Regions from separate parts of the Homo sapiens genome. Here all the other regions are linked to region 2. The links are chromatin loops, found by intact Hi-C in ENCODE. Cell type or tissue: endothelial cell of umbilical vein. All regions are shown on one strand. Region 1 overlaps FBN2 (fibrillin 2). Region 2 overlaps LOC105379168 (a long non-coding RNA gene). Region 3 overlaps LOC124901058 (a long non-coding RNA gene). Region 4 overlaps CCDC192 (coiled-coil domain containing 192). Region 5 overlaps LOC105379168 (a long non-coding RNA gene). Region 6 has its middle 130 kb from the start of SLC12A2.

The links. Hi-C counts contacts between places; a loop is a spot of excess contacts. Peaks named below come from ENCODE experiments on the same cell type or tissue, not always from the same donor. Only the 100,000 strongest peaks of a DNase experiment are listed, where the experiment ranks them.
Region 1: a loop joins it to region 2, with 4 times the contacts of the local background. A loop is called at or near these places in 8 of 110 quality-filtered maps.
Region 3: it touches region 2 in a loop (7-fold over the local background); 16 of 110 quality-filtered maps call a loop at or near these places.
Region 4: it touches region 2 in a loop (3-fold over the local background); 7 of 110 quality-filtered maps call a loop at or near these places.
Region 5: it touches region 2 in a loop (7-fold over the local background); 49 of 110 quality-filtered maps call a loop at or near these places.
Region 6: it touches region 2 in a loop (13-fold over the local background); 75 of 110 quality-filtered maps call a loop at or near these places.

Annotation. Positions count from the first base shown.
Region 1 is chr5:128,496,433-128,501,432 of GRCh38, reverse strand. All of the region lies in intron 5 of FBN2 (fibrillin 2), which reads left to right. Among named protein-coding and RNA genes, the nearest start is that of FBN2, 39 kb to the left of the region's middle. In endothelial cell of umbilical vein, a CTCF peak has its summit at 2,371 (motif pointing right); a DNase peak (open chromatin) is centred at 2,382.
Region 2 is chr5:128,842,188-128,847,187 of GRCh38, reverse strand. It overlaps LOC105379168 (a long non-coding RNA gene), which reads right to left. Exons shown (of 7, transcript XR_001742460.1): 5 at 1,488-1,608. Among named protein-coding and RNA genes, the nearest start is that of SLC27A6, 120 kb to the left of the region's middle. In endothelial cell of umbilical vein, no CTCF peak of the experiment used is centred here; a DNase peak (open chromatin) is centred at 2,657.
Region 3 is chr5:127,561,338-127,566,337 of GRCh38, reverse strand. LOC124901058 (a long non-coding RNA gene) reads left to right here. Exons shown (of 2, transcript XR_007058924.1): 2 at 799-5,000. Among named protein-coding and RNA genes, the nearest start is that of PRRC1, 46 kb to the right of the region's middle. In endothelial cell of umbilical vein, a CTCF peak has its summit at 1,984 (motif pointing left); a DNase peak (open chromatin) is centred at 1,957; H3K27me3 peaks cover 576 bases.
Region 4 is chr5:127,754,948-127,759,947 of GRCh38, reverse strand. All of the region lies in intron 3 of CCDC192 (coiled-coil domain containing 192), which reads right to left. Among named protein-coding and RNA genes, the nearest start is that of CCDC192, 54 kb to the right of the region's middle. In endothelial cell of umbilical vein, a CTCF peak has its summit at 2,256 (motif pointing left); a DNase peak (open chromatin) is centred at 2,227.
Region 5 is chr5:128,672,810-128,677,809 of GRCh38, reverse strand. All of the region lies in intron 2 of LOC105379168 (a long non-coding RNA gene), which reads right to left. Among named protein-coding and RNA genes, the nearest start is that of FBN2, 140 kb to the right of the region's middle. In endothelial cell of umbilical vein, a CTCF peak has its summit at 2,770 (motif pointing right); a DNase peak (open chromatin) is centred at 2,769.
Region 6 is chr5:128,210,712-128,215,711 of GRCh38, reverse strand. No RefSeq gene overlaps it. Among named protein-coding and RNA genes, the nearest start is that of SLC12A2, 130 kb to the right of the region's middle. In endothelial cell of umbilical vein, a CTCF peak has its summit at 2,263 (motif pointing left); a DNase peak (open chromatin) is centred at 2,251.

The sequences.
Region 1 (5,000 bases), 350 kb after region 2:
ATTTTTCTTTTCTCCCTTTCAGAATTACCTAGGGATTGTTTTCCTTCCCTAGCTCCTGTTTGAGAGCCAGGTATTTCAAGTGCATTATGTTCTGAGCCCCTATGAGGAAAGGAAGAGCACAGCTGGGATTTGGGCAGCAGTGATGAAAGGATCTGAGCTCTGTACTTTCTCAGGTTATTCTTCACATATTTTGTGTCAGGATCACTCCCTCTTGTCATGGAAGTATTCTTTTTCAAAGAGGATATCCCTGAAATTTGAATGATTGCTCCCATTTCAGCTACAGGACCTGATGCACCATTGCTATCAGAAAATCTTGCTTGGTGTTAGTTTTCTGTATTTGTCTCATCATTCCTCAGCATTAGTCTGTCTTCCTTATTGTGATTGTAAGGGGCTTCACCCCAGCCTGCTGCTCCCTGAGAATCCTTTGTTCTTATGTTCTTTGTGCTTAATGCTGAGGATAACTAACCCTGTGTGATGATATAATTCTGTCTTCACTGTCCAGTTTTCTCCCATCTGGTAGAGATCACAATGACTGGGCCTTTCTGTTTTTTTATTTTTGTTTTTGTTTTTGTTTTTTCTTCGAATGCGATGTTATGTGGGTAGGTAGGGATTTTAGTCCTATAATTTTTAACTAATTTATCCATAAGCTAAAGACGAACTCAGCTCTTCAGAAGGAATAGTCAGATTTCGGCCGGGCGCGATGGCTCACGCCTGTAATCCCAGCACTTTAGGAGGCCGAGGCAGGCGGATCACGAGGTCAGGAGATCGAGACCATCCTGGCTAACATGGTGAAACTCCGTCTTTACTAAAAATACAAAAAATTAGCCGGGTGCGGTGGCAGGCGCCTGTAGTCCCAGCTACTCGAGAGAGGCTGAGGCGGGAGAATGGCGTGAACCCGGGAGGCGGAGCTTGCAGTGGGCCGAGATCGCGCCACAGCAGTCCGGCCTGGGTGGAAGAGCGAGACCCTGTCTGAAAAAAAAAAAAAAAAAAAAAAAAAAAAAAGAATTGTCAGAGTCTCATCATTTTCATTCCCTATATCATTTGAGGGAAGAGGGGTTATGACACTCTTCCGTTTCATTCCTTGTCTGTTGTTTTTCAAACATGTCAGGAATTTGGGCATATTTCTTCTTTAGCTGCTGACAGTAAAAGTGTTGTTAGTTTCATTTGACCTTTGTTGTTGTTGTTGTTGTTGTTGTTGTTGTTGATATTAGCTGTGGGAAAGGGAGACTCTGTGATATGGTTTTACTCTACTGTATTTTCCAGGAATTTTTTTTATCACATTTAAAAAGTTTTTGACCTGAAATCTATCTAAAGTCACACAGAAAGCCAGGAGGAGGGGCTTCCAATCGAAGATGATATAGTTTGTGATACTGCAGCTGACATTTAAGACTAATATTGTTGCACTTTATTAAGTGCATATTACTCAATCAAGAAACGTTAATTCTGTGGGTGCCTCATCTTCTGCGAATTAAAGACTGTGTTTCCCATGACCATACTTAATGTCGTGGTTTAATGCATGCAAACTTTTTGCATATGGGCAAAGCCTTATGTTTGTGAATGTCTTCATCTGATTTAGAAATAGCACACAAAGTACATTCCAAATCTTGAACAAGATGGTTTTCATCTTAAAAAAAAAAAGAATTAAGTTCTGAATGTCACAGTAGAGAGTTTAGTTAGAATTTAACAGATTACTGTGTTCTTGAGCGTGTCAATTTACAAGTAATTTCTTGTTTGAAAAATGAGGACATTGGGCTAGATCAGTGTTTACTCATCTTGCTTGGTCATAAGAATCACCAGAGTATTTTTGTCAACAGTATTGATTCCCACATCTGTTCCTTGGAGATTCAAATTCAGTACTCTGAATACAGTGATTTGCAACCATTGTTGCTTATTATCATCACCAGGGAGTTTTTAAAAATCTCGGCACTCAGGCTTCATCCCCTATCAATTACATAAGAATCTCTGGAGCCATAGGACCCATGGCCAAACATTAGCATTTTTTAAAGCCCGCGAAGTAATTGTGCTATAAGGTGAAGTTTGTGAAACATTGGTATAGCATGAGGCCCTTACAAAGTACCCCAGGGCATTTTTATAATTAGCTAGGCTTAAGAAATCATTTATTAAAATATCTCTAATATTTTATCCAATAATTCAATTTTCACATTGAATAGTGCCTAAAATGAAGCCACTCTGGGTATAATTTACTACTAGATTATTTTGAAAGATTTATAATGTCTTAAAATTCTGTTACCAGAATAGATTTTGCCTCTCTCTGATGAGGCAACGCTGGATTTGGAATAGTCAACTTTATGTTAAGGTTTTCTCCATCTCTCATACTTTTAAATCCCAATGTAAGAAGTACATACTCCCTGCAGGGGGCAAAATTGAGCCAAGAATGTTTATAATAGCTTCGAATCTTGGCTTGGTTACTATGTGGTAAACTAAGAAATAACCCAAATAAACTTTAAAAATAATATGTAGAATGACTTGTAAATGAATGGGAAGCTTTATCTAGTTTTTTAAAAAGGAAAATCCTACTCGTTTGAAGGAAATTAATGACAAATCTTGCTAAAACTAAATCTGTATCTTAATCAGTTATTACATTATAGATTTGTAGATTATAGTAAGATTGTAGAGATCATAGTGAAATATATAAAGGAATGTAACCCTGCACACTTTTTAAGTACTACTTATATAATACTTCTCTTTTTAGAATAATTACTGACATTCATAAGTATTCATTTCTTATTTCACAGTTATGTATTTTCTATTGTTTATGACTCTACAAAGCTATAAATAAGTATAGTTTATTTCCCTGCATTTGAGTGAAGCCAGAGGAACTTGAGCTCTCTCTTGTAAAAATATAAATAATTTGTGAAGGAGGTGGTGTCTGAAGAGTCGTTTGATAAAAAGACAGTTTGAGGGCTTGGTTGGTGCTAGGGAATACCAAGGTCCATTTTTTCAGGCACAGAGCACTTGAGGATAAAAACCTAGAGCTGAACTAGACAAGATCAAAGAACAGCTGAGCAGATAATGGAGAAGGAGTTGGAGGAGTGAGGAAGGTACTTTGGGAAATCCCAGTGGAAAGTGCTATATTCATTAATTATCCCGTGACTGGTGAGATGTTGGAGATTTTTGCTTCCATTGGCTGTTATGTATGAACAAGAAAATATATGAGATTTTGCATAAGCCCTAGCCAGACTCTTCAGTAACTTCCAGGTCCCTGTGGGGCCATGCAAGAATCACTTTGATGGTGTCAACCTTCAGAATGGTTTGGGTTTGAATGGTCATCTCTTTCTGGAGTCCCCAAAGGAAGCAAATGTGCTCTGCCCTCTGCATTCCCAGTAATGTGTCTGACACACTGGTCCAACTCTGGGCTCTGCCATGCCTCTCTCCTGCCTCCCTCTGATGTCTCACAGTCCTCCTCAGGACAGAGGGGTTGGGCTTCCTTTTGCTTTTGCTTTTCCTTTTCCTAGTTTCAGGTGGGTGTCAGAAAGGGATAAATTGGTTGAGGCATGAGGGGTTCTAAATTGGGAGTTATTTCACTAAGTATGTTCTGGCATATATAAAGAATTTGGTACATTGCATGATACAAATGGCTAATAATTTTTTTCTGTTACTTAACTAGAATTATGAAACAAACTCTCCTAATCATTCAGTTAAAACTGTTTGGAGATTTTGTGTTAATTATTTTAACTATCACGTTACCAGGAATATTGAAATATGGCTCCACCTCTTCCACTAGCTCAGAGACATCACTGTGAACTAGAAAAAACACCCCCTTTTAAAAACACTTTATTGCCAGAAATTTGTCATGATAAAACATAGAAGTCTAGATCGACTATACTTTGAATTACCTGTGCCTGGAGACTGCAGTATGCCTTTCCTTTTACGTGCTGGTTCTGGATGGTTCAGGCCACTTTCTTGAGTGTTACGATGACAACAAAGCAAATCCCTAAAATTACTTAACCACTTTGTACAAGTTTGAAGTGGACTTGTTGCCCCCACTATTTTGTTCCTCATCCATTTGGGATTAGATTTGTGATGATTATCAAACCAGATCCTAGAAATTCAGCTCATAGTTCAAAGTGGCCCAAGAAAGTGTAATCCACAAATCTCTGAGGATCTAGGATTTCTGGTGTGTACTCATCCATGGTACATCCACATGTGTCATTGTTAAGTTTTCCTAAGTCTGGTGTTTGGTATTCCAGGTGTTGACATGTCATCAGGCTGCCCTTCATTATAACTCAAAACAAGGAACCTATTTCTGTACCTCACTCCCATCTGTTGAAGACACTTAGGAAAGGATATCCTTCAGTCTTAAATCATTGTTCAATTTGTTCTTTTTCTATTTCTTTCTTTCATGGAATATCTTTTCATTTATATTTTTAAACATTTATTTCAACAATGTTTTATACATTTCAGAGTATAGTTTCGTACTTCTTTTGTCAAATTTATTTCTATTTTATTCTTTTTAGTGCTATTGTAATAGAGTTGTTTCAGTTTTATTTTTGAAACATTTATTTCCAGTGTACAGTAATGCAGTTGAGTTTTGTGTATTGATGTTGTATCTTGCAATCTTGCAGAACTTGTTAATTCTAATAGTCTTCAATGGATAATTTAGGATTTTACATGTATTATATATTAAATATATTTTTTCATAATGTATATTTTATAATATACATGAAATGCGTGAGTGTTGCCATCTACAAATAGAGATGGTTTTACTTCTCTCATTCCAACATGGATGCTTTTTCTTTTCTTTTCTTGTCTGATTCTGGCTGGAACCTCTGGTACAAATGTTGAATAGAAGTGGCAAGATCAGATTTCCTTGTCCTAGTCTGATCTTACGCGGAACGTAACAAGTATTTCACCATTAAATATGATATTATCTATGAGTTTTTTGTAGAGGCCCTTTATTATGCTGAGGAAGTTCCCTTCTACTCCTAGTTTTTTAGTGTTTTTATTATGAAACTTGTTCTTTTCTGTGTATATTGAGA
Region 2 (5,000 bases):
ATGTGACTTAAATGTCACATAACTCTGTTTCTCCAGGATTGGTCCCTAATGCATTATTTAGTTCATTTGGTGAGGCCATGTTTTCCTGGATGGCTTTGATGCTAGCAGATGTTCTTCAGTGTCTGGGCATAGAAGAGTTAGGCATTTATTGTAGTCTTCACTGTCAGGGCTGATTTGTAGCTGTCCTTCTTAGGGAGACTTTCTAGATATTCAGAAGGACTCGAGTGTTATAATCTAAGCTTTATCTACTTTAGGGGGCACCCAAGCCCACTAACACTGTGGTTCTTGCAGACTCATAGAGGTACCACCTTGATGATCTGGATTATCAGGCACAAACTCTTGTTCTGTTTTTTTACTTTCTCCCAAACATACAGCGACTTTTTCTCTGTTCTGAGCCACCTAAAGCTGGGGGTGGAGTGACACAAGCACCCCTGTGACCACCATTACTATGACTGTGCTGGGTCAAACCTGAAGCCAGCACAGCACTGGGTGTCACCCAAGGCCTGCTGTAACCACTCCCTGACTACTGCCTATGTTTACTCAAGGCCCTGGGGCTCTACAATCAGCAGGTGGCAAAGCCAGCCAGGTTTGTGTCCTTCCCTTCAGGATGGAGAGGTCCCCCAGGCCCTGGATGGGTCCAGCAGTGCTGTCTGGGAGTCAGGGACTAGAGTCAAAACACTTAGAAGTCCACCTTGTGTTCTATTGTGCTGCTGCTAAGCTGGCATTCAAACCACAAGATGCAGTTAGCAGGCGATGAATACTCCCAGGACAGGGCCCTTCCCTTCTGGCCCAGAGTGTGTCTAGAAATGTCACCTGGGAGCTGGGCCTCGAACGTCGGCCTCACAACTCTGATTGATGCCCTATCCTGCTATGGCTGACCTGGTATCCTAGATGTAAGAAAAAGTCCTCCCAACTCTTCCCACTCCTCTCCTGAAGTGAAAGGAAGGGGTCTCTTTTGGAGCCACAAGCTATGCAGCCTGGGATTAAAGGAGGAATGATGCCAACACTCCCTTGACTGCCCCAGCTGGTGTCGCAGTATGTCGCATGCACCCCCAGTTCACTGTCTCTGGTCCTAGTTCAGCACTAGGACTTGCCCTAGAGTTGCAGTCCTTATGGCCTAGCCTTTCAAGTTTAGTTGGAGACACAATGTGCTATAGCTCTTGGTGGCAAGGTTTGCAGGCACTCAAGTTGAGACCACTGGGATCCACGATTCCCTTCTGGCTAGGGCTGCTGTTAATTATCCCTCTGTGGGTGGGCGTCACCTGAGTTAGCTCTGATTTTTCTTTCTGCTGTAACAGAACAACACTGAGTTCAGTGCCTCACAATTGCTGTGTTCTCACTCTCCCAGCATCCAGAGATGCTCTCTGCACCATACAGCTGCTGGCGGGGTGGGGGAGGGGTGGCATCACCAATTCAGGACTGTTTTTTCTATCTGCAGAGCATCTTTCAGTGATATGAAGTTAAAACCAGGTACTATGAGTGCTCACCTGATTTTTGGTTCTTGTGAAGGTGCTTTTTCTGTGTAGACATTTGTGCGGATGGCCATCAAAGGAGCTTGCTATTCTGCCATCTTGCTCCACTTCACCTCTGTACTTTACTAAGGCAGCCCTAGAAAACCAATAGAGATACTAAGGTGGATGTTCATTAACTCGCTAAATATTTAGATGGTCTATAACACTCTAAGCACTGCACTAAAACAGGCATAGAATGATGAGATGCCTCAGCCCCTGTTCTCAAGGAACTCATGGCCAGAGTTTAGTGGTCAAAAGCAAACAGAATATCTCTTTTTATCACAATATTTGAGGTCAAGTAGAGGACAAACATCATTGTCCCACTTGTAAAGATAAAGAATAAAGGAAGGGAGTTTAAGTGACTTTTGAAACAGAACATCACAAAGGTGGATTGAACTTTTCTCAATTTACCAAGGAAAAAATAGTTTCATTTATAAGTTAAGGGTAAGGGACAGTGAGAGTAGAAAGCCTCTTTTTAAGCTAGGGGTCATTTTACATATTACATAATGTGTGAAACATTGAAGTCTAAACATTTGTCTCACTCTGCCATTCTCATACTCCAACCTCATTTATATCTATTTGTTCCTCTCTTTACTGGTAGTGTGCTTGTAAGATATTATGATGGTGGGCTCAACAACAACGGGGATAAGAACAGAATTGCATTGCATAACTATGAAGAAGACCCTAGTATGATGATCATTAAAAAGTATTTTAGGTGCAGAGAACATATAGTATTGAATTATTTCTTTAAGTAATTGGATTATTTGCCACTTTTACTCTCAGCTGTGAGAAATAATCGGCAGTGTTTGAAATGACACCATCTCTGCAGGACTGTCAATAATTATATAGGCTGTCTGGTGATTTTGCCAAGTTTTATGATGATTCCCATGAAGACAAATACAAGATTCATATTAAAGGGATGTTTTATGCTGTGCAAAAATTGACCCTGAATGACCTTTAATATAAACAGTTAGGGTATGGTATGGACTCCAAAAAAATCTCTCTGCTTTATTGTAAATGTATGCTAACATAAACGACACTATAAGATACTAGCATTAGGATAGCAATTTGATTTGTGTGTCTTTCAAGCACCCTTTTTCTTTTTGTAGAACATATCAAATACTTATTTATCCATTAGAGGGCAGTCTTCCACAAATTTTAATTCTGACATCACTTGGAAAATTTAAATGGTCAATTTACTGACACAATAGTCTCTCAAAAGCCTTAGAATTTTTTCATTATTTCAAAAATTATTTATTCATAATTTTGAAGACACTACACATTAAGTCTTCATATAGAATGTAAATTCCAAGAGCACATTACATATGTTTGTTCATTTATGTGGTATTTGTGGTAAGTGATCACAAATGTACAAAATATTTGCACCATTAAGCTGATACTGATAAGGCTATGTAATAAAATGTTAAGGCTTCAATTATTTTTTGGGCTTTGGAAACTCTTTCTTGTCTTCAGATTTTTACTGGTCCATCTAAATATTTTATCTTTTTTTATTTTTCTGTATTCTAGGCACAGAGAGAGCAGCCTACAACTCTCTGTAGTACAGTATTATCAAACCAAAGAAAACTAATGCATAAGGAAGGTTCTAGAAGGAAACATTCACTGATGTAGTGATGACCTCCAGACAGAAGTATGTTTAAGGAAAGGTAAAGGAAAACTTGCACTATTAGCTTTCCATATTTTTGTAGTTTGAATTTGATATAACAAGAATATGTTTGTATAAAATGATGAACCGAGTGGCATCTTTCATTTCAAAAATGTTATTACTTCAGTTAAACCTTATAGCTCTCTTTTCATCCCAAAGAAATTGTTATAAAGGTATTTTTGAGGGAAACATTCTGTATACAATCACAGATATTGGATTTAGAAGCAGAAGACAAAGAATAAAATAAATGTTGGCATTTGGGAATTTTTACTATTGGTATTGTTAAGTAGTTTGGGGGATTTTACAATTTAAAGATAGTAAGTCTCCAGTGAACAAAGATTTTCACCATTCCTAGTTCTACAAAAAAGTGTTTTTTAACCTATAATAAATTTAATACTTGGAACAGAAAATATTACAGAAATAAGAAAAACTTTACAACATAAAATTAAAGGCAAAAACTTTGACTTTTTACTCCAAGTAGAAGTTCATATGCAGATAGTTATTCAGTACTTATTCTAGATACTCAATTAAAAAGGAATTCAATTAAATAGGAACAATGATTGATTTCTGCAAGCTCCTTAATTCCATGAGGTAAATTCAAAGCACATATCCTGTCTACTCCATTGTTATGCCCTTCACCACTTCCCAAATCTTTCCACATTTTATTCATGCCCACAACCATCTTAGTTTTTGATTAGGCTTTAGGAGATGCACTAATAGGCACATCTAACCATCTGATATTTTCGCTTTCCAGATTCTATTCATGAACTTGAAAGCTGGGGGATCTTTTTTAATGACTGGAAGTAAAGAGGAGCATATGCTTTCTGAGAAGTTTCCTTTTCTAACTGAATGATTTGGTCCTCCAGACTTCTGTCTGTAATAGGGCTGAAAGAGCAAGTTCCCAAAAGTTAAGCTATCTCTGGTCAAAGACCTCAGTTATTTGGAGCATTTACAAATGGTAGCCTGGATTACTTCTAAGAAATTAATAAATAGAATATAATTCTTTTTCATATTTGTAGAGTCATCCAACAATATTAACTTCACTCTCTACTCATGTCTCAAATCTATGAGTAATGTACACTTTGTTTGTTGGGACAGAACTGGTGAGTGAAAATGGCCAAAAGGGAAATCTGTGGCTTGGGAAATTCTGTGAGTTTGATGGCTTAATAGCAGTATGAGATAACAAGTCTAGACTATATAAATTGAAATGCTATTATATGCTTTAAAACAATGGGAAGATCTGGAAAATGCATTTACCTAATTCATTTCATGCCTGTGCAAATACCAGAAAACTTATCTGCAGGATAAATGCAAATCGTAACACTCATGCATTATTATCATTATTTCCGAACGTTTGATCCTCAAAATTAATTAATTCACCCCATTAGTTTGTCTTTTTAAGCCCACAAACAACAGTCTTTAGTTTCTTCTTAATTAGGTTGGCTGGTGTGAATTGAGCCAGTTGAGTGCTGGTGTTATCCACTCAGCTGACCTGAGTTTGATATCAAAACTGTGCCAGAGTTGGGTGAGTTTCTCAAGAAAAATAAATACCTTACTTTCTGCCAGGCCACAAGGTGGGGCATTAAGAATATGTTGACATATTACATCTTGAGAAATGTACAAAAACCTAAGAACTGAGCAAGAAGAGGAAACTGAGGCCTTTTGGGGTTGACAGGTCATTGGGCTCCCTCCAATGTTCCCACTCCCACAGAACTTTTTCAAACCATGACCACTCTCAAGTTCTCCTAGTCTTGCCAGCTCTCACTCAAAGAAAATGGCCTCTCCTGTTGCTTCCTTGGGAACAGTTTTGTTGGCATGAACTCCCT
Region 3 (5,000 bases), 1.3 Mb after region 2:
AAAGAGAGGATAAGAGAAACAGGTGTGAGGGGGAAGGTTCTGAGGCTTATTTCTGAGACCTTTCCATTTTCTTTCCTTCAAAGCATTCAGCATGCCAACTTACCGTATTTTGTGGTGCTGTTTTCTGTGCCTCAACAGTGCAAATTAAAGGGGCTGTCCTTTATTAAGAAAGTTTCTTCTGTATTCCAGGATTTCTCAGAGCCTTTTCCTATGCACTCTAAATTTTCTAGATGTGTTTGATGAAGGGATCCTTTGTTTGGATAGAAGCAGAGGGTTATTGTTCTGCCATACATCCTCTGGGAGATGCTGGTCTTGGCAGTCACAATTTTTCCAGGGTATGCAAGTGAATTAGTTTATCAGGCTTTTTTTCCTATTCTAGAAGGAAGCAGCAGATCTGGGGACACTGTGTGGCAGGGAAGAGTTGTCACCAAAGGGTGGTGACAATGCTGAGGGGAGGGGAGGATGGTGGTACACTTGGGTAGGTGATTTAACCTCTCCCAGCCTCAGGCTTCTCATCTACAAAGTGGGTATGGTGATGCCTCCCTTGTGGTGTTGCATCAGAGATAATGATGGTGCTTGGTACAGGGTATGTGCATAGTCAGCAGTGACTGATATTTGCCATCCTGTTACCTCTTATAGTAAGCAGCATAGCCTTGGGAAAATTTTTAAATCTAGAATAGCCCTCATTTCTTCCTCTATAGGACAGAAATAAGGGTTCTACTTCATCAGATTGTTGAGATTATGGGGCCAGGCATGTAGTGGCTTTTCAATATGTGATGCTGAATTGTTTTCCTCCAGCCAGCCCCACCTCACACGGGGAGTGCCCCTCCGACTCACTTGCCTCAGTTCTGGAGAAGACGCACAGATTCCAAGAGCAATTGGAATTTATACTTCTTCATCCTCCTTTGACGTTCTATTTGGGCCGATTCCTTTCGTCTAGGGTCAGGAAGCTCATCCATCAGGACTCACACAGTTTGTAAGGAGACGTTGGGTTCATTTCCATTTTTAGGGTGTACATTGCAAAGCCCACTATGACTGAAGATCTTACTGGACACCACATAGCAACTGCTGCCGCACAGTCAGGAATGTGCCTTTTTCCCAAGGCCAAAACGTTGTGACCTCTCATCATGCACAAATTATAGCTGACCTGATATTGGGTATGTCTGAGGTGTACAGAGTCTCTAATTCTATTCAGAACATAGCACCTGTCAGCAATCAACAGAATCAAATGGTCCTGGGGTGAATGTTCACTTCCTCCTTTTTTTTTCCTTTGCCAAAACATAACTATGGGTTGAGGGGACGCATCACAGATGAGAAACAATGAGCCTGGTCTTCCCAGTGTAAACCCAAGCAAGGGCTGGCACAGTGGGTCAGTCCCCCGAGGCAAAGCCAGTAGAAACCAGACTGTTGACAACTGCCTTACAACACTTTGTGCAATCCCATGAAGAGAAGAGTAACATAAACTAAATGCCTGGACAGTTTTTCTTTGTAAAATTTCAACAGGAAAACTCAACTTGTAGGTTTTCTAGAGACATACCTATACTCTATATTGAATGGTATATTTTAGCTTACAGGGGAGGCTTCCGGTTGATAACAACCATTTTCATTTGTTGCAGGATCTGAAATACAACCATGTGAAAAAATTCCTATAAGGTTTTACATATTACCCAGCACAGAGCAAGAGCCAGATAAATGGTAGCAAAATTGCCATCATGTAATCTTGTGAAAAACATTGATTCTTCATATCTGCAACTTTAATTAGAGTTTTGAATTAAGTGAAAATTCTGAAAGCACTAGAAAGTCAAATTTAGAATGCTCCTTTCAGCAGCAGAAATGGGGTAAATAAGAACAGGGACACTAGGGGAACCACCTTATTACAAGCCATTTCAATTTGACATTTTGCTGTATTTGAAGAATGTTTGTGGGCATTGACACCTACACATTAGATATTTGATGTGCAACTGGTGCCCTCTAGTGACAGGGTGAACAGTCTTCAGTCACTAAAGCTAAAGAAATCCAATCTTCCTAACTTAACCAACCCCAGATTTACGAGAAGGGAAGAGAAAGGGGAGAAGGTAGGAGGCCAGAAGGTGTCTGTCTCACTGTAATTCAGAAGGCAAATCTAAGCAGGCATCCTTTGGTCTCTAAGATAAGGGTTCTCAAATGCTTTTGAAGTTTCACTTTTCTTTTGGAGAAAGGACACTTTCTACCTTGTATCTCTCAGAACTTCCCTAGAATGGGAGCTGAGTTTTTAAAGGCCACCTCAGGTAATACAGCTATACTCCAAAATTCACACAATTCCTCTGCCCTCTGGAAAACCATGGAATAATGAGGCAGTGGATTTTGGTTCCATGGGGAATCCTGGAACCCATCTCCCACAAATACTAAGGGATGACTGTAAACATATGTATACAGTGTGGCAGATACAATATGATAGATTCCTGCAGGAACCATGGAAACACAATCCAGTTCATTTCTCTGATCTCACATTGAATGTATCTCTCCTTTCCACCATGATTTCATGCACATTTTCACTGGCATATGGCATAAACTGATTTTTTTTAACTAATGGAAGCCTATTCAGGGATCAATTATTACCTCATGGAAATATTTGTCAACCATTCCTTACTTTCCTACTTAGAAGCAGGGGGAAAGTGTGTTTTTAACTACTAGGTAATTTAATCATTTTTTCCCCTCTCACCTCCTATATATCTACTGGGGCCAAGTCAGCTGAAAAAATAAAATCATATAAGCAAACTGCCACTTCATCATCTTGTCTCAGAAACTCCTGCTGGCAGCATACATTTTATATACCCCAAATGGGGTGTTCTGAAACAGACAGGCGAATTCCAGCTTCCCCTAATTTACTGCCCTCCTTTCCATAGCATCAGATTCATAAAACATTGCCTGGGTGGCTGGCTGGCTGTCTCACTGTCTTGAGGCTGAAGCAAGGCACAGGGGACCAGGAAGGAGACATTAGTTGCCAAGTCTCTGCTGACAAGAATACTTGCCTCCGCCCTTTTAGAGCATTTAACATAAGCAAAAGAAACAGGGGAAAAAGACTTGGCTTGCCAGCAAACCATTACACAAATCTAAAGATGTGGTATTAAGTTTTGTTCCTGTAAGTGTTCTTTCCATGACTAGCCCTATTAATTGGTGCTTCAGCTTCAAAACTATTTCAGTTTTTATGTCACAGAAGAGACTTGAGAATCCAATTAGCTACGTTTATTAGAAACACTTGAACATTTTTCTACACATTGTTTTCATGTTAAATAACATAGTGATAAGGGGAAAAGTTAGAGGAAGTTTGAAGCGATTGCATTAGGCTTTAATTTTCCACCAAGTGTTTGCATGTATCCTGGACAAACCAACTCTGCAAATGCAAAAGGAAACTGGTTTTTTCACTCTTTGGGAGAAAGCACAAATGAAACAGCCCAATTATAGGGAAATAACAAAGAACGGTGGGTAACCTACTTGACAGACAACTTAATTTAACTCTATTTTCAATATCTAGAATACACATTAAGTAGCCTCCCATTCAATCCCAGCCCTTGAGGCCATGCCACCTACAACCATCAAAATGCTCATATGTTAAAGCTCCCTGGGGACTTAACGGGTATTAATAGGTTTATACAGTCTGTTATTTTCCTAAGGTCACAACTGGGAGCCCAAAGTGAATCCCAACCCCCTGTCCTATCTTCTTTGGTCAGGGTTTTAAGAATTGGGCAATTTTACCTAAAAACCCAGATATCTGAATTCTCTGGGGAAAAATCAAGTGATCTGGCCATACCCAAGTCCTCCATCCCACATGGCAACAGTTGGCTGAAACGGAGCATGCCTGTCCCCTGTAGATGGGATATGCCTATTTAGAGAAGTCCGTGTCTTCCTGCTCACTCACTTCTATTGCTTGCCTGACCCCTACAGGCCTTTGACTTTTCCACGGTGGTTTACAAAGGGCTTCTATGTATGGTGGTAATTAGTTTCTAATGGTTATAAGATAAATAGCAAGTTCAGTCTGCTCTGCTACAGCTCATGTTTCTGTAACAATTAGCTTAAATAAAATTGGTAAATGAGTGAATGTTGTTTGTATAACCTAGAAGTCTTTTTGGTTCGTGTAACTAAGTAGCAGCACCTAAATGCAAAATCACAAACACTCAATGGCCATCAGCCCATGTTCTTCTTTCTGGCTTATATGAGCCTCCAGTTTTGTCTGGAAGTGCTCATTGCACAGTTCTCCCTGATCCTTCTGTATTTTGCTCTTTCTGCATAGCTCAGCATGCTCAGTCCTTTGTCACTGCCTTCCCTGTCCATCAGTCTACCTTCACCTTTTTTTGTTCATTAAGGCAAAGGCCTCTTATTTTGGTGTATTTATTAGAAACATAAAATGTAAAATTTGTGCTAATATTCTAATTGAGGTCATTACCAGTTTTGTTAGTGCCTGGTTTCAAAGTTATATACGTTTTTATTGATCTGTCCCTAATCCCATCTTTTCCCAAAACTTCTGTTACCTCTAGCACAAAATTCTACCGGAAGCAGGGGTTTTCAGAAATATGTCTGTCAAATTATAATATGTTCGAAAGTACTACTGAAAAACTAAGACCTTCACTCCATAAGAAGGACCTGGAGTAGAGGTTGGCATGTCTCATGGTAAGCCCAAAAGTTAATTCTCCAGCATTAAAACAGGCAATTGTAAGCAGCTGGCTAGCATTTAGGGGCTACGTTTCATGAAAAATCGGTTTTTAAACATCACAAGCATACTCAGTGTGGGGAGATGTTCATAATAAATAGACTCACAGGAACTAAGTATATATATATTGCTTCATTTATTTCTAACAACATTCTTGTGCCTGTGGTATCAACACTTCTGTTTTACTGATGAAGAATCTGAGGCTGAAAGGGATGAAACACTTGCTTGGAATTTCATTCCTGTGTGGTGAGCACAAGTTTCAAATCCAAGGTTTCTAAACCTCTAGCTCTTCCATCCTTCAGTAGTTTCCTGT
Region 4 (5,000 bases), 1.1 Mb after region 2:
AATCAGATAATGGACAGAAACAGACAGAAGCTCCAAGAGATGAAGCAGAAAGGAAAGACAAGGTTAAAGAACTAAAATCCCTTTACCAGATGAAGAGATGAGAAAGAGTAGAAGAGAAAACTGGATAGTAGAAAAGCCAGCCAAGTTATGACAAGGGAGCTTGGGTAGCGAGCGGGGCAGTGTGTGTGTGTGAGAAAGAAAGACTTTTGTGGTAGGTTGGAACTCGTTAATTTATGTGGCTGAAGGCATAAAGAGAACTACACAGTTCTGCTATGACCACTGGTAGGAGTGAAAATAAACAGATGTTTTTGAGAACCTACTGTCTTAGTTCATTTGGGCTGCTATAACAAAATACCATAAACTGGCTAGCATATAAACAATGGGAATTTCTTTCTTTCTTCAAATTCTAGAGGCTGAGCAGTCCAAGATCAAGGCACCAACAGATCTGGTGTCTTATGAGGGTCTGCTTCCTGGTTCACAGATGGCAGCTTCTTGCTCTGTCCTCACATGGTGGAAGGGGTGAGGGAGATCCCTTGAGTCTCTTTTATAAGGACACTAGTCCCATTCCTGAGGCAGTGCCCTCAAGAACTTATCATCCACCAAAGATCCCACCACCACATACTATCATATTGTGGATTAGGTTTCAATATATGGTTTTTTTCTTTTTGGCAGGGGGACAGAAACATTCAGCCATAATAACCACAAAGGGACAGAGGGACAGATACCTATCCCATTTAATAACAGCCTCACAACAGCCCTATGTAACTAGCATGTTTACACCCTCCTAGATAAGACAACTGTAGCTGGGGAGACAAAGTGAATTGCCCAAGGCCATAAAGCTAGCAGATAGTGGAGCAGGAACAAAGCCTGGGCTCTCCCTGATCTGATACCTGGAGCTGGGAACCAGAAGCCATTGATAAATGGGAGAGACTCTGGGCTAACACTGCTGCCAAAAGGAATGTTACCTCATAAGCTCTATGTTGGCATGCATCTGGATCCAGACTTCATTGCAAAAGTATGGGTTTTCTTGACACTATCTTTTGTCTCAGCACAAAAGCTGTATGGTCTATTTGCTTGTGTATGGTCATAAACAGCAGTCCACCAGAGTCCCTTTCCTTGTCCTCTTATATTCACTGGTGATAGAAGCCAGCACACATGAAAAAACTATTTTTTATGGGCTTCTCTAGAAATGCTTTTACTTTTCATCTTTCTTTCACATTCCTAACAGCTTTTCTCCCTTTTATTCACCCTTTTTTTTATCTATTACCCAACATCCAGGCATTTAGTTTTCCTCCCACCTGATCTTAACCTATGGGAAATACAATAAAGTATTTTCTTAAGCAAAACTTGGTAATATGTTGAGTGGTTTATCATTATAACCTAGGTTAGAAGTTGGAGCCAAATGACACTTTCTCACTCTACTTTGGCTGAATTGGTGCAGTTATTTCTCAAAGCCTTGACTAACCCAGATTATAAGTCTTAATTGCAAGTTATCCTGATCCCATTATTTCTTTTATTTTGACATTAGTGACTTGGCTGCAGAGAAATAAAGAATAATTGTAAGCTAAAGTGAAGCCCAACAAAGAATTCTGTTGACTGTGTGACCTCATCGGAGGAAGTGGCCACAACCTTCTTATTTGTTGGCTATTTCTAATTTTTTTCTTTGTAACAGTGGACCTTGCTGAAGGAGACCTTAGAAATGCCCAGTTTGCACAAATTTAGGCCCAGGACCAACAGATGATTAATGCAGGTAACAACACTAGGCACCTATACTTTCCATTCTGAGTTAAATCTGTGTTCTCAGAGGCAAAGCTAACAGATAAGGTCTTGAATAACAGTGAGATTAACCCTTTTCTCAAAGGCAGGATCCATTGTTTGATAATATTGCAAGCTTCCACTGCTTCATTCCAGCACAAATCTTGGTTCTTGTCGTGTCTTCCACACTCCCCACCTCATTCTACTTCACCCGGCTAGCCCATAATTTGGGTTACCAGTAAAGGCAAGCTAGCATTCCCAACATCCTTGTGACAAATCCTAAATTAATGACATTTAGAAAAAGCCTTAACGTGTACAGCAGGCAAAAATATTCCTTCAAACACACACACACACACACACATACACACAGATTGAGAGAGAGAGAGAGAGAGAGTGTGTGTGTGTGTGTGTGTGTGTGTGTGTGTAATCCTTGTCTTTAACACTAAAGACAGTCTTACTGCAATCCCTTAGTGGCATGGCCTGGTAAGGAAGACAGTGGCACCCAGTGGACAAATGTTTGATTGTTTGTGACAGGTGTTCTATTCTGAAATATTCTCAAGAACATTCTTAGGAAATATCAGTTTCTCCCCTTTCCCTATCCTCTCATCCATATGTTTTTAATGTTGACTTAAATTTTAAAATAGGGGACAGAGGACTGTTCTTAAAGTTTTTATGTTTTCAAGGAAGAGACTAAACATTGGAGAAAGCAAAAATCTCAGGATTAAATCCTCTGACAACAGTGTTGATTGACCCCTCTCAACAGTAACAATGAAGACAGCCAGATCTCATAAAATGCTCAAGTTAATTAAAAATATAATATTGAAAATGGCTGCAATGTGCTTTTACACATCATACTCTCCCTTTCCTCAAACTATGGCCAACTTCCAATTAAACTCACTTGGTTATGCAAATTTGGCAACTTCAAGAACTATCCTTTAGTACAATTAACATGTACAGATCCTGCAACTTAATGCTATTGTGCAGTTTATCTTGGAGTCATATAAACACCTATTTTCATTCTCCATGTCTTCCAATTTTTCTATTCTCTGTGAGCTACTTGGGTAGAGAAGCTCTGGCTTACATGTCTTTCCCACAAAACACCTAACCAGCACCTTACTTATGGTAGGTACAAAAAAGTTAAGTGAAATCCAGTTTCCATTTTATATATTTAATCTGCTATATTACTGAAAAAATAAATACATCTAATTGTTTGGTGTTATATAAAGAGATCATCCAGCTAAGAATCTTAAATATTAGGAGCTATTTGTGAAACCACCTTTGTAAATTATAACTGAGGAAATTATGACAGTGAGAGAAATAAGACCTAACCAACTCTATCTTGCTTCTAACCCTTAAGCTGTCCTTGTTCATTCCTGGGCATAGGCCGAACTAACTTTGGGAAGGAATTCAGTTCATGGTTTGACTCTGAAACAAAATTGATAACAGCCCTTTCCCGAAAAGACCCTGTTCTTGCCTGGGGTCCAATCTGCCCTTGCAGAACTACCAAATTAGCTGCAAGATTAGAAATTACAATTTAGGGTTCATGCAGCCTGTGGCTGAACCTCCCCAAATTGCTCCTGGGGATAACATCACTATTGTAAAGCTTAAGATCAGTGCTTCAGATATTTTGCAGATCCTGCACTCGATGGATCAGCTGACACCACTCAGATGGTAATCTGCCCCAACCAGTTCTGCCATCGCACCCAGGAACAGAAGACATTAAGAAAACCTAACTTCGAGCTCCTATGATTCCATCTCCAACCTGACCAACCAGCACTCCCCACTTCCCGGGCCCCTCCCCGTCGAATTATCTTTAAAAACTCTGATCCCTGAATGCTTAGGGAGACTGATTTGAGTAATAATAAAATCCCGGTCTCCTGCACAGCCGGCTCTGCGGCTCTGTGATTTACTCTTTCTCCGTTGTAATTCCCCTGTCTTGATAAATCGATTCTGTCTAGGCAGCGGGCAAGGTGAACCCATTGATTGGGTGGTTACATTTGCATTGGATAAAAATATTTCATCAAGAACAAAAATAATGTGTACTTTTTTTTTTTTTCTTTGAGACAGAGTCTGGCTCTGTCGCCCAGGCTGGAGTGCAGTGGCGCAATCTCGGCTCACTGCAAGCTCCGCCTCCCGGGTTCACGCCATTCTCCTGCCTCAGCCTCCCGAGTACCTGGGACTACAGGTGCCACCCACTACGCTGGGCTAATTTTTTTGTACTTTTAGTAGAAACGGGCTTTCGCCATGTTAGCCAGGATGGTCTCGATCTCTTGACCTCGTGATCCACCCGCCTCAGCCTCCCAAAGTGCAGGAATGGGTACTTTTATGAGTGAATTCAATCTTACTGATTCAAACGAGAAATCATTAAAAGCCATTTGATTACCAAAAAAAAAAAAATCCTATATACCTTCTTAGTGTAACCTAATCCCAGCATGGGTGCCCTTTTTTAGTTATCCATTGAAAAATCTTTCCCAATTTGGAGACTCTGAAATTCTTAGTTTTTTTTTTTTTTGCTTTGAAATGGTACCTTATGTTTATCATTACGTTCTTGGTAATTCTTAATTTTGCCACAGTTCGAGGCTTGTTTTTGTTTATTTTAGAAAAAAAAAAAAACAACAGTTGGCAGGCTAGAGCTATGGCTTGAGGCTGAGATGGAAACTTTTCCAAAAGGGCAACACATTTTTATTAATTGACACAAGCCCCCTGTGACCGCTTGCATCAATCGCATTTAGTCAGTAAACAATAAATACATGCCAAAGTAAGGGATGCACCTTTTTTGGTAAGCTGAAAAAGAAATGAAGGGCATTTGTGTGTGTATCACTAAATTATATATTAATTATACTTTTTCTCATAACACAAGCACCTTTCCTCCTTAGTTTCCGCTAAAATTCTGATGCAATTAGGTTTCACTATACAGGGAGACTACCTTTATTAAAAGTACCTTAAAATTCTTTTTTTCCAATGTATCTAAAATATACTTTTATCTAAATGTATCAATCCAGAAGAAATTAATAAACATTTCTAACATTGCAGGGCCTCCTCCATCCTTTTCCCTTCACTGACTGTCACCAAAAGAGAGCACTGGGGGACCGAGACTCCAAGCAGTTTGTCCCCTGGGGCCAAGCCTCTCTGACCAGGGGGAAAGGCAACAATAGCTGCACTATTTGCAAAGTATAATCTTATTGGGAAATGTTCCAGCCCTGGTCTGAGCTTTACTTATACCCACAGCCACTGTCTCTGAAATC
Region 5 (5,000 bases), 170 kb after region 2:
TCACTTTTTAACACCTACCTCCTCTTTATAACAAACTTATTTTCAGTAATAAACATAAAATGAGATAAATAAGGACAATGGCTAGAAAAGAAATGGAACCATTAAGATTTTCTTTTCTAAAACTTTACAATGTAATTATACCACTAAAAAAATTAAAAACAAAATCAGTAAAAGAGAGCAATATATAGTATGTATTATGGTATACACTTGTAAATGTCTAAAATATTTTTGGAAAAAGAGAAAAATCTTATACATGCATGTTTATTTGACACAATAATGAATATTAACATTACAGTTTCTGTTAAAAGCCTTGATTTCTGCAACTTTATCAAAATCAATAGTTTTTCATATTCCTGTTCCATAGCAAATATAGCTATATTTATCAATCTCTCTTCATTCAAAGTTGACTAAAGAACATGTTTTGTTAATTTTAAGTTTCAAAATTTTATTTTATCTGAAGCAACCAATATACTACAGGTTGTTTCAAACAGTCTCAGACATAAGTTTGGCAGAGAGTCATAAAAATCCTATTTCACAATAATTTCAGAAAATTTAAATGCAAATAACTCTTAATGGTCATGAAATGGAATTAATTCAAATTCTGCTTTTTTATCTTCACAGACCTTGAGTTATAATTGTTCATTTCAGATCAACTGTTTAAATGCAGGAATAGGTAGTACTACAAGATCGGAATACTTGAATCACGCCTGGAACATGCTTGCATACTTCCAACCTGCTATGTATGTTCTCTGTGGGCAAAGACTGAATCTGTATGTCAGGGGTAAGCTGTATAACTGAAAGTTCTCTGGATTAATGCCTATGTACAATACAGTGTTTATTGAAAGTGTATTCATCAGTTTTCATGTTGCTAATAAAGACATACCTGAGACTGGGTAATTTATACAGGAAATAGTTTTAATGGACTCACAGTTCCACATGGCTGGGGAGGCCTCACGTTCATGGCAGAAGGTAAGGAGGAGCAAGTCATCTCTTACATGAATGGCATCAGGCAAAGTGAGAACTTGTGCAGGGAAACTCCCCATTATAAAGCCATCAGATCTCATGAGACTTATTCACCATCACGAGAACAGTATGAGAAGGACCCACCCCCATGATTCAATTACCTCTCACTAGGTACCTCCCTCAACACATGGGAATTGTGGGAGCTACAATTCAAGATGAGATTTGGGTGGGGACACAGCCAAACCTTATCAAAAGGTAGGTAACATAAATGTGCTGATTTTAAGCTACTATAAATTGATGTTACTGTTGAAACTCAACAACAATAGCAGCTATTCTTTAGAACATATACCAAAAAAGGATTTTTTAGAAGAGAAGCATTTTATCACTGACATTATTTAGGGTTATAAGTGCAGGATATAATAACAAACAAATGTTCTTTCAGTTATTTACACAGTTAACTTTAAATTCTCTGTAATTTAAAATGCACTATTTTATTACCTGTAACCAACGAGATGGTTTCTTCTAGCCTGCCCTTGAATCTTCCACAGAGAAGGGAAAGGAAAATGGTAACTGGCATTTTAAAGTATCAACACTGTGCCAAACAGGGTGTTAGATTCTTTGAAGAGATTATTATTTCTCCTTTTTAAGATGCATATTAAGATCAATTGCCAAAGATCACACAGCAAAGTAAGTGGTGAAACTGGAATTCAAACTGAGGTTTCTCTGACTCCAAAACATATAATATCTTCAATCTACCACATTGTTTCTTTACAGAGGATGGGAGGGAGATAAGTTTAAGGCTGTGGCAAAATTTGGATGAGATGTAATTGAGCTTGGGTTTTGGCAGTGTCAGGGGAATGCAGAGAAAAGCATGGTGGGAGGTCATATTGCAAGACCAGATGGACCAAATCTGGCAACATATTGGATGTGGGAACATGACAGATGATAAAATCCAAGTTTTGAAGCCTGGGGAAAGCACAGACAGGCAACTAAGACACTAACAACTAGCAGTTGCCAAAATCTGACTGAAATTACAGTGAGATATGGAAGTATCTACCGACCAGGACCCTTATTAGAGACCTATATGTGCAGAGTTAACACTTTGATAAGCTGCTTGGTATTGATAGGTAATGTTGTCTATAAACAGTAAATGATCACAAATTGCTTTCTAAGAATGGGGAATTGACTTACTCATAGAACTTTCACTTTGCTGAGTAGGAAATGCAAGTTTGGAGGCAGAGCTGAATTGCTCAGGAGGGCAGAGATGTGGCTAAGGTAGCTATGATCCTCAGTGCCATGCATCATGACTTGCCTTTGTAAGCTCAGTCTCTTTTCTAAATAAAGAATAAAAAATGTTTTTCAAATATAATGGCTTGAAGTGTCACCAAATTACTAGCTTTCAAAGTGCCCCTACATACTATAAGGGTAGTATTGCTTGAAAAATAATTTAGATGATAGATAGACAAACAGACAGTGAGAATAAAGTAGCAGGTTTTCAAGAGCCAATCTGCAGTAATTCATGTAGGCTCACAGCAATTTAGGGCCACTCTGTTCATGCCATTTGGATTAATGGCATTTTTCTCAGGCAACATTAATTCACAGGATACTTCTTTCTGATACTTACATTTCTTTTCTTATGTGGGTGGGATCTTGTTTCTTTTCTTCTTATCTATTATTGCCACTGGCCTTTACTGATAAGAATACAGTAGGTTGTATTTACCTTCCTAGCAATCTACTGGTTGAATTTCCATGGAGCCCCACTAACGACCTGCAGGGAGGAAACTGTACTGACAACAACTGCCACTATGGGGCAGCAGGGAGCTATATCCCTGCATATCTCAGAGTATCATTGATTTCACAGTCCTAGGAGGAAACACACATTCGATAACTAGTTATAGTTTTTTCCCCCCCAATACTTTTATATGGTCGATTCTTATATGATAGGTATGTTTGGCTGCCTCTAAGTCTTTATAAAAAAATATCTATTCCTACTCTACATAAAAAGAAACTTAAATACCTCGAATCTTGGTCTTTAATGACATTTACCAATGTGACTAGATGGTCTGTATCAATCATTCACAGGATCCTGAGAATCATTTAAATTTTGAAAAGTTTACTCTTTCCCACACCTGAAACATCACATTCTACTTTTGGTCAGTAATAGCTAACATTTCTGGAGCTCATATGTGCCACACACAGTTCTAGGCACTTTACATGCATTGGCTTATTTACTCTTCACAACTCTCTGAGGTAGCTTTGGTTTTGAACCTTTTTACATATGAAAAAACTAATTACAGAAGACAAAACAGTCCAAAAAGCATACTATAGCTAACAAGGAAAGCATGGATTTGAACCCAGGTAGTGTTGTTTGGCCCTAGATCCCATGCTCTGAACCAACATTCATTTCACTCATAAAATCTGAGGCAGACTTTCATAATAAAAATATGACTTAAAAATTAAAATGTAATGAACTTCATTGTACCATGAAAGCCTAGAGGGTGTGACAGGTCTACAAAAATCACAAATTCTGAGATGATTCAGCAAGACCCATCTCTAAAATATGGAGCGAACTAAGAAAGACAGGAAGGAAAAAAACTACTTTGAAAGGGTTAAGGATTCCAGAAGGCTGTAATAGCAGGTTTGCAATCAAGGGCCACCATAAAGAAACAGCAGGAGGCGGGGAGGTAATCTTGGTCATGCTGTGAGTGCACAAGTCTTTAGTTTAGAATTGTGTCAAACCACCCAGAAAGCTGTGTTTAAACTTTGTTCCATTTCAGAATGGACATGGTATTTTTTTCTGAAGCCAGAAACTGAAGATCAACTTAAAGCACTTGATTCAATAGAACCTCGCTGAAAAGTTGGAAAGGGTTTTTGCTAAGAGGTTTCAGTCAGGATAAGTCTATTTTTCATCATAAAATAAAATACAAATTATCCATACCATTTAGCAGCAAAAAGCTTTTGAACCCACCTCCCAAGTAAAACCACAACATTCTTCAATTCTGCTTTCTGGTAGGTCAATCAATGTGGCAAAAAAAAAAAAAAAAAAAAAGTACATGTTTAATACCTCAATGTGCCACTGCCTGAGTCCCTTTACCCATTTGGAAGAGAGATTCATTTCGGCTATCCATGCTCTTTTGTTCATGTCTGTGGGCATAACTGGATTTTTTTTCAGGTGCAGGAAAGTGTCTCTGGGGAGCATAGTTTGTGCAATTATGTGTTTCCAAGCAAGAAAGCCAAATTGAGGTTTGGAAGAGCTACACAAAAATGATGTTGGTAATAATTTCCATGGCAAGTTGATCCAATCTGAAAATGGGATTTTATTTTTGTGTATCCTATGTCTTTTAACCAACCTTTCTGAATCCTGATTGATTCATGCAAATCTATGAAAGATCAGGTTTTTTCAGGATGTAGAGTCAGAATAATACTCATTATTTAACCCGCTACAAAGAACACTAATATTTGGCAATTCTGCTCTTACGGAGTATCATTTCTGTTAAATAAGAAAAATCTGAGAAAGGGGAAAATGTAGAGGTTTCCCTATTTCTCCAGGAAATAGACTTCACCCTGAAAGCTGAAATCCTATGCTCATTGTTTTCTACTGAGGACTAGCTGAACAGCAATAGTAGACTTATCTCAGTCACGTGCTGCTATGAGAGTAGCAGCCAAACACCTCTCAGGGGAATCAATATATAAATTTTTGTTTTTAAAAAGTTTTTTTATGACAGCAGACAGCTGCCTTCTGTCTATTTAATAAAGTTGTTTCTATTTAAAGCAAAGATAGAAGTTAGGTAACTATTGAAGAAATTAACTTTCAAAGCACGTTTTCTAATTAACTTTTCTGCTAATGATGACCTGGAGCCTTTTTGTAGATTTGGTTTCATAAGCTTTACTTTATATCTGTCTACCTATGGAAGCATCAATTCTCTTACTCTCTCTGAATGCTAACTGGATCCAATAGTTCCCTAGCTTGTCTCAAACAAACCTGGTTCCCCACAATCCACAATGTCAAGACTGCTAGTTTCTCCCCAGTTTTTCCC
Region 6 (5,000 bases), 630 kb after region 2:
GAAAGTCTCTCAAGAAAACAAGGAGATCCCCAGCCAGGCCCTGTGTGTTGTATACTTTGCCCTGGCCGTCCCCTGCTGTCTCCTTTTCCATAGAGTGGAAAGTCTGCAGGCTCAAGGGAACATAACCACCTGGAGCCCTCACCCCACTCCCCATCTCAAACATGATCCCCACAGTTTCTCACTCCAGTGACCCCACAGCCAGCTTCCTCCCTAGGCCCTTCCTCCAGCAGGCAAATCACAGTGTTAGTATGTACATCCCAAGGGCCAAGGGGTAGGAGGCAGGGGGCACTCATTTGTGAGGGGCATGGACAGAGCCTGGACATATGGCCTGGGTGTCTGCACACATGCATGTAAGACCTCTTGGGCAGCTGGGAGGCAGTTCTTCCTGCGTGTTCATGCTGTGGGGTAGAACCTTGAGGGTTCTGGGGACCCACATTCTTCCCAGGCCATCAGGAAGGCATATTTTTCAACTTAGGAGGATAGAACATATTTCATTCAACAGTTTTTAGCTTGACTTCTTACTTTAAAATGATAAATTATTATACAGGGCCTCCATTTATAACTCTTGTTCCAGACCTTGAAAAGCTGAGGGATAGGCCTGGGCTCATGTGTCAGATTTGGGATTTTATTCACCTAAGTTTGTCCTGTGTTTTCTCGTAAAGACTCACAATCCTGAAATGAATTAAAGGAGATGTGGAGCAGTTTGGTTGGCCTGGACTTAAGATTAAAAGGCACATGCAAACTTTACCTGGGAAAAATTTGCAGCCTCTCCAGTTTATATCTAAGTTCTCAAAGAAAAGATGTTTGTAGACTTTTTCTGTGTCTCCAATTCATCAAACCTAAGTTGTCAAAGTCAAGATATTTCAAAAACAACTTTTAAAGGACTTTTTTATCCTTTGATTGTTGAGCTTATCTGAAGTATAACTTCACAAGTATATACTCAGGGAATTATTTCTGTCCTATTGATAATTTAGAAGGATTTGATTGGCTCTACTGAGTAGTCCTTGATAGGGCACATACATTCTGTACTGCAGAGACTGGGTAAGTTTCCTTGTACTGGTTCTGGATATGAGTTTATCCACCGTCACCCATGACCTCCCAGTGGAAGGGAATCCTGATAGTTTCTAATGCCATACGTTGTTATGGACATAAAATAAATAACAATTTGCCAATAAAAAAAATTATTGCCTAGTGTCACTATGGGAAAACTATTTCTGTGACATTAACTTAAGGGTAGAATAGCTAAGAAAAACTTTTATTGATTTATGAGATGAAAGTTTATGAAAACTAGTTTTTATGCCTGAAAGCTCTTTTGAATTTGCAATAATGTTACTAACAGGTAAGCAGACCTTTGGAATCCATATGCCATATTTTAAAATCACACACATGCACACACTTGATCTGATTATTTGGGGTAAGATAAAGGAAGCTCTAAAAAGAAAAAGGTATTTCCTCTGACCCTAGAAGGCTTCCTTCTTCCCCATTTCTTAAATTTATATATCTCGTGTAGATTTTGAAGGTTCATTCTGAAAACTAAACTTGTCTTTATCTTGACTGGCTTTAGAAAAGCGAAAAATTTTATATTTCGAGGAGCCAAGCAGGCTCGAAATTGATTTCTGGCCAACCCACTGACTAACTGGAACCTCAGGAAAAGAATTTAAACTTCCTGAAAGTCAGTGACGTCATCTGTAAAATGGGGGTATTGATACCTGTCTCACAGGTTTCTCTAAGAATTAAGTAGTAGCAGCCATACAAAGTACTTGGCACAGTGCCTGGCTCACAGTGACACTTGATCATGTATCTATAATATTATTGCCATTGCTTTTTCATGATTAGTTCCTGAGACTTGCTGTTGTTAAAGTGTATTAACTTTGCAATTTCTCTACCATTTCTTTCAAACAAATACTTGGATAAAAACTGATAATTTTTCAAACATATCTTTGAAATCTTTCAAACAAATACTTGGATAAAAACTGCAATTTGTCTACCATTTCTTTCAAACAAATACTTGGATAAAAACTGATAATTTGATAGATTCTTGTCAGTGCCTGCCTGCCTCCTCAGATGAGTATATTGGTGGGCCAGAGCAAATGGCCTTGGATTAGCATCCGCTCCTTCCCCACACCTACTCAGGCCAAACAGCCTCAACACTACATTGCTAACACAACAGAATCAACATTTCAGCCCCGAATTTTCAATGTTTGCCACAGTTCACCCGCTTCCAACAGCAGTTTCCTCAAAAACAAGGGCAACATCGCCATCTACTGTTGCCACACAATCACTGAAGAGAAAATTGCTTGCTCTTAACAAAGTAAAGAAACTGGGAACATTTTTGTTTGATACCTTATAAAATCATTCCATTTCTACTTCAGCTACCAGAAGAAGCCCTATTTTTACAGAGGTTCACTGTTTGAACACCTCTTGGTGGGACCTGAAAGTGGCTTGAGAGTGAGCATGGGCCCTGGCTGCATTTAGTCAAATTTCTTCTCCCAAATTTTGTATCATGTGTATCTTCGAACTTTCACCCTCAACTTATTTATACTTAAAAATGACTGATGGGTGGCAATTTGTGTGTGGTTTGGCATCTCCACTGTGCAAATTGGATGGGCAGTGGGTTCAGAGAAGTGGGGGAATAGTGAGAAATAGTGAGGCCAATCTTTCCGGTTACTGCTCTAAGGGGTTATCCTGGCTTATCACATTCACATAAGAGCCTGTGAGAGTGAAGTCCACTCCCTAGATCAGTGCCCTTGTGCCTCACCACCAAGTCTTAAACCTGTCCCCACCCCACAGACAGCTGACAGCAGTGTCATCTAAATGTAATTTTTGCCCTCTGCCTCAACTGTGATTTATTACTGCGTGCTAACAAATGGCCATCCAAAGCTTTTAACTGTAAAGTGGTTTTGGAAGCAGTTTGTATGAAGGAAACTTTGCAAAAGCAAGCCCTAAGTACTGAACCATGTTGGAGAAGAGGTGCCCTTTTGTACATCACTTTTGTGCACATTCTTGTCTGGCTTTTTATTTTTCCATCACCTCACTCGGCACAGGAAAGCATCTTTCATCTTGGTGTGGCTGTCTTCCACACTGCAGTATTAGTTCAGTCTCTGGTGGACTATTCTGGCCTCTGGGTGTGTGCCTCAGATGCTAAGCAAAACTGTAAGACTGCTGTGTAATAAGTTGGGAGGTGACAGTTCATTTTGCACAGACAATAATATAAAGTGCCTTTACGTCATACCAGAATTAGCTGCACACTCCCTCACAAAGAACAAGGCCCCCTTTTCATGTCCCAGGCAGGAAGCAAAGTGACTTAGAACAAGTGGGATTTTTTTACATCTTTGAAAGTGTTTGTCTCCACCACAGGACCGGATGCCAGACCTTAGATTCCAGCTCCTTTCGGGGTCATTTCCCTCTTGGAATCAGGATCAAGGTGGGCAGAGCCTACGGTCAGGCCACAGTACACTCTTGGGAGAGGCAGCTTGGATTACTTTAGCACAAGGGACTTTCCAAAACCAAAGTTATTAGGAAAAGCAGAATGGAGAATATTTGGAAAAAATGCTGTTAACACCTGATCCACACGTTCTTTCCTTCCCCTGTGCTGCTCATAATCACTTACAGACGCTGAGGTGTGTAGGAACGGACAGGCAACCTCAGCCTGCAGAGACCCCAAGACATGACAACATGGAAGCCTCACCTCGGATACCGTTTCTGGTTTGATTCTAATTATACATTTAAATTTCAGGGGAAACTTTAACAAGAAAAAACATAACCCCACTAGTGTTTTCTTTTTTGCATGCTTCGTTGTAGTATTTTGCTCTTTCTTTCAATTACACAGACCTGTTAAAATTTGTTACTATGATTTTAGACTTGTCTGTTTCTCCTGGTAGGTCTGTCAACTTTCCTTTATATATTGTGAGACTGTATAATAAATGCATGTAAATTTTTTATCTATTTTCTTTTTTATGGGAGGTTTTTTTATTTTCCAGCTTTATTTAGGTGTAACTGACAAAATTGTATTACTGTTAGGTGTACAGTGTGATGATTTAATATGTGTATATATTGCAAGATAATTATTGCAATCAAGTTAGCTAGCTATCTCTTCACCTAGTTATTTTTTTTGTATAACATTTAAGAGCTACTCTTTTAGCAAAATTCAAGTGTACAACACAGTATTGTTATAGTCACTATGCTGTACATTAGATCCCCAGAACTTAAAACTGAAAGTTTGTACCCTTTAACCATTATTTCCCCATCTCCCCCACCCCCCAGCCCCTGGCAACCACTATTCTATGATCCATTTCTATGAGTTTAGCTTTTTTTAGATTCTGCATATAAGTGAAATCATACAGTATTTGCCTTTCTTTGTCTTACTTAATTCACTTAGCCTAACACCCTCAGGTTCATCCATGTTGTCGCAAATGGCAGGATTTGCTTCCTTTTTAAGGTGAAATAATATTTCATTGTATATACATATACAACACAATTTCTTTATCCATTCATTGTCAATGGACACTTAGGTCTTTTTCATATCTTGGCTATTAGCTGCAATGAACATGAGAGTGCAGATATCTCTTGGAAATACTGATTTCATTTCCTCTATCATACATGCTATTAAATGCATGCAAATCTTAAGTTATTTTATCTCTCCCTTAAACCTTTTATCATTCAAGAGCAACTTTATTTTTAAGTAATGCTTTATGCCTGAAAGTTTCTTTTGTCTGATATTAATATAGACCACACCAGTCTTCTTTTCTTTATACTTTTATCAGGTATACTCTTTCATCATTTTAATCTCAACTATTTATCATTAATATTATTTAGATGTATCTAAATATAATCATTTTATGTATTTTTATTATATATATAATTATATATATTTATATATAATTATATATTTTATATATTAAAATATATATAATTTTATAAATATATAAATTTATATAAATAAATCTATATAATAAAATAATATAAATATTATTTAGATGTATCTAAATTATGTTATTTAG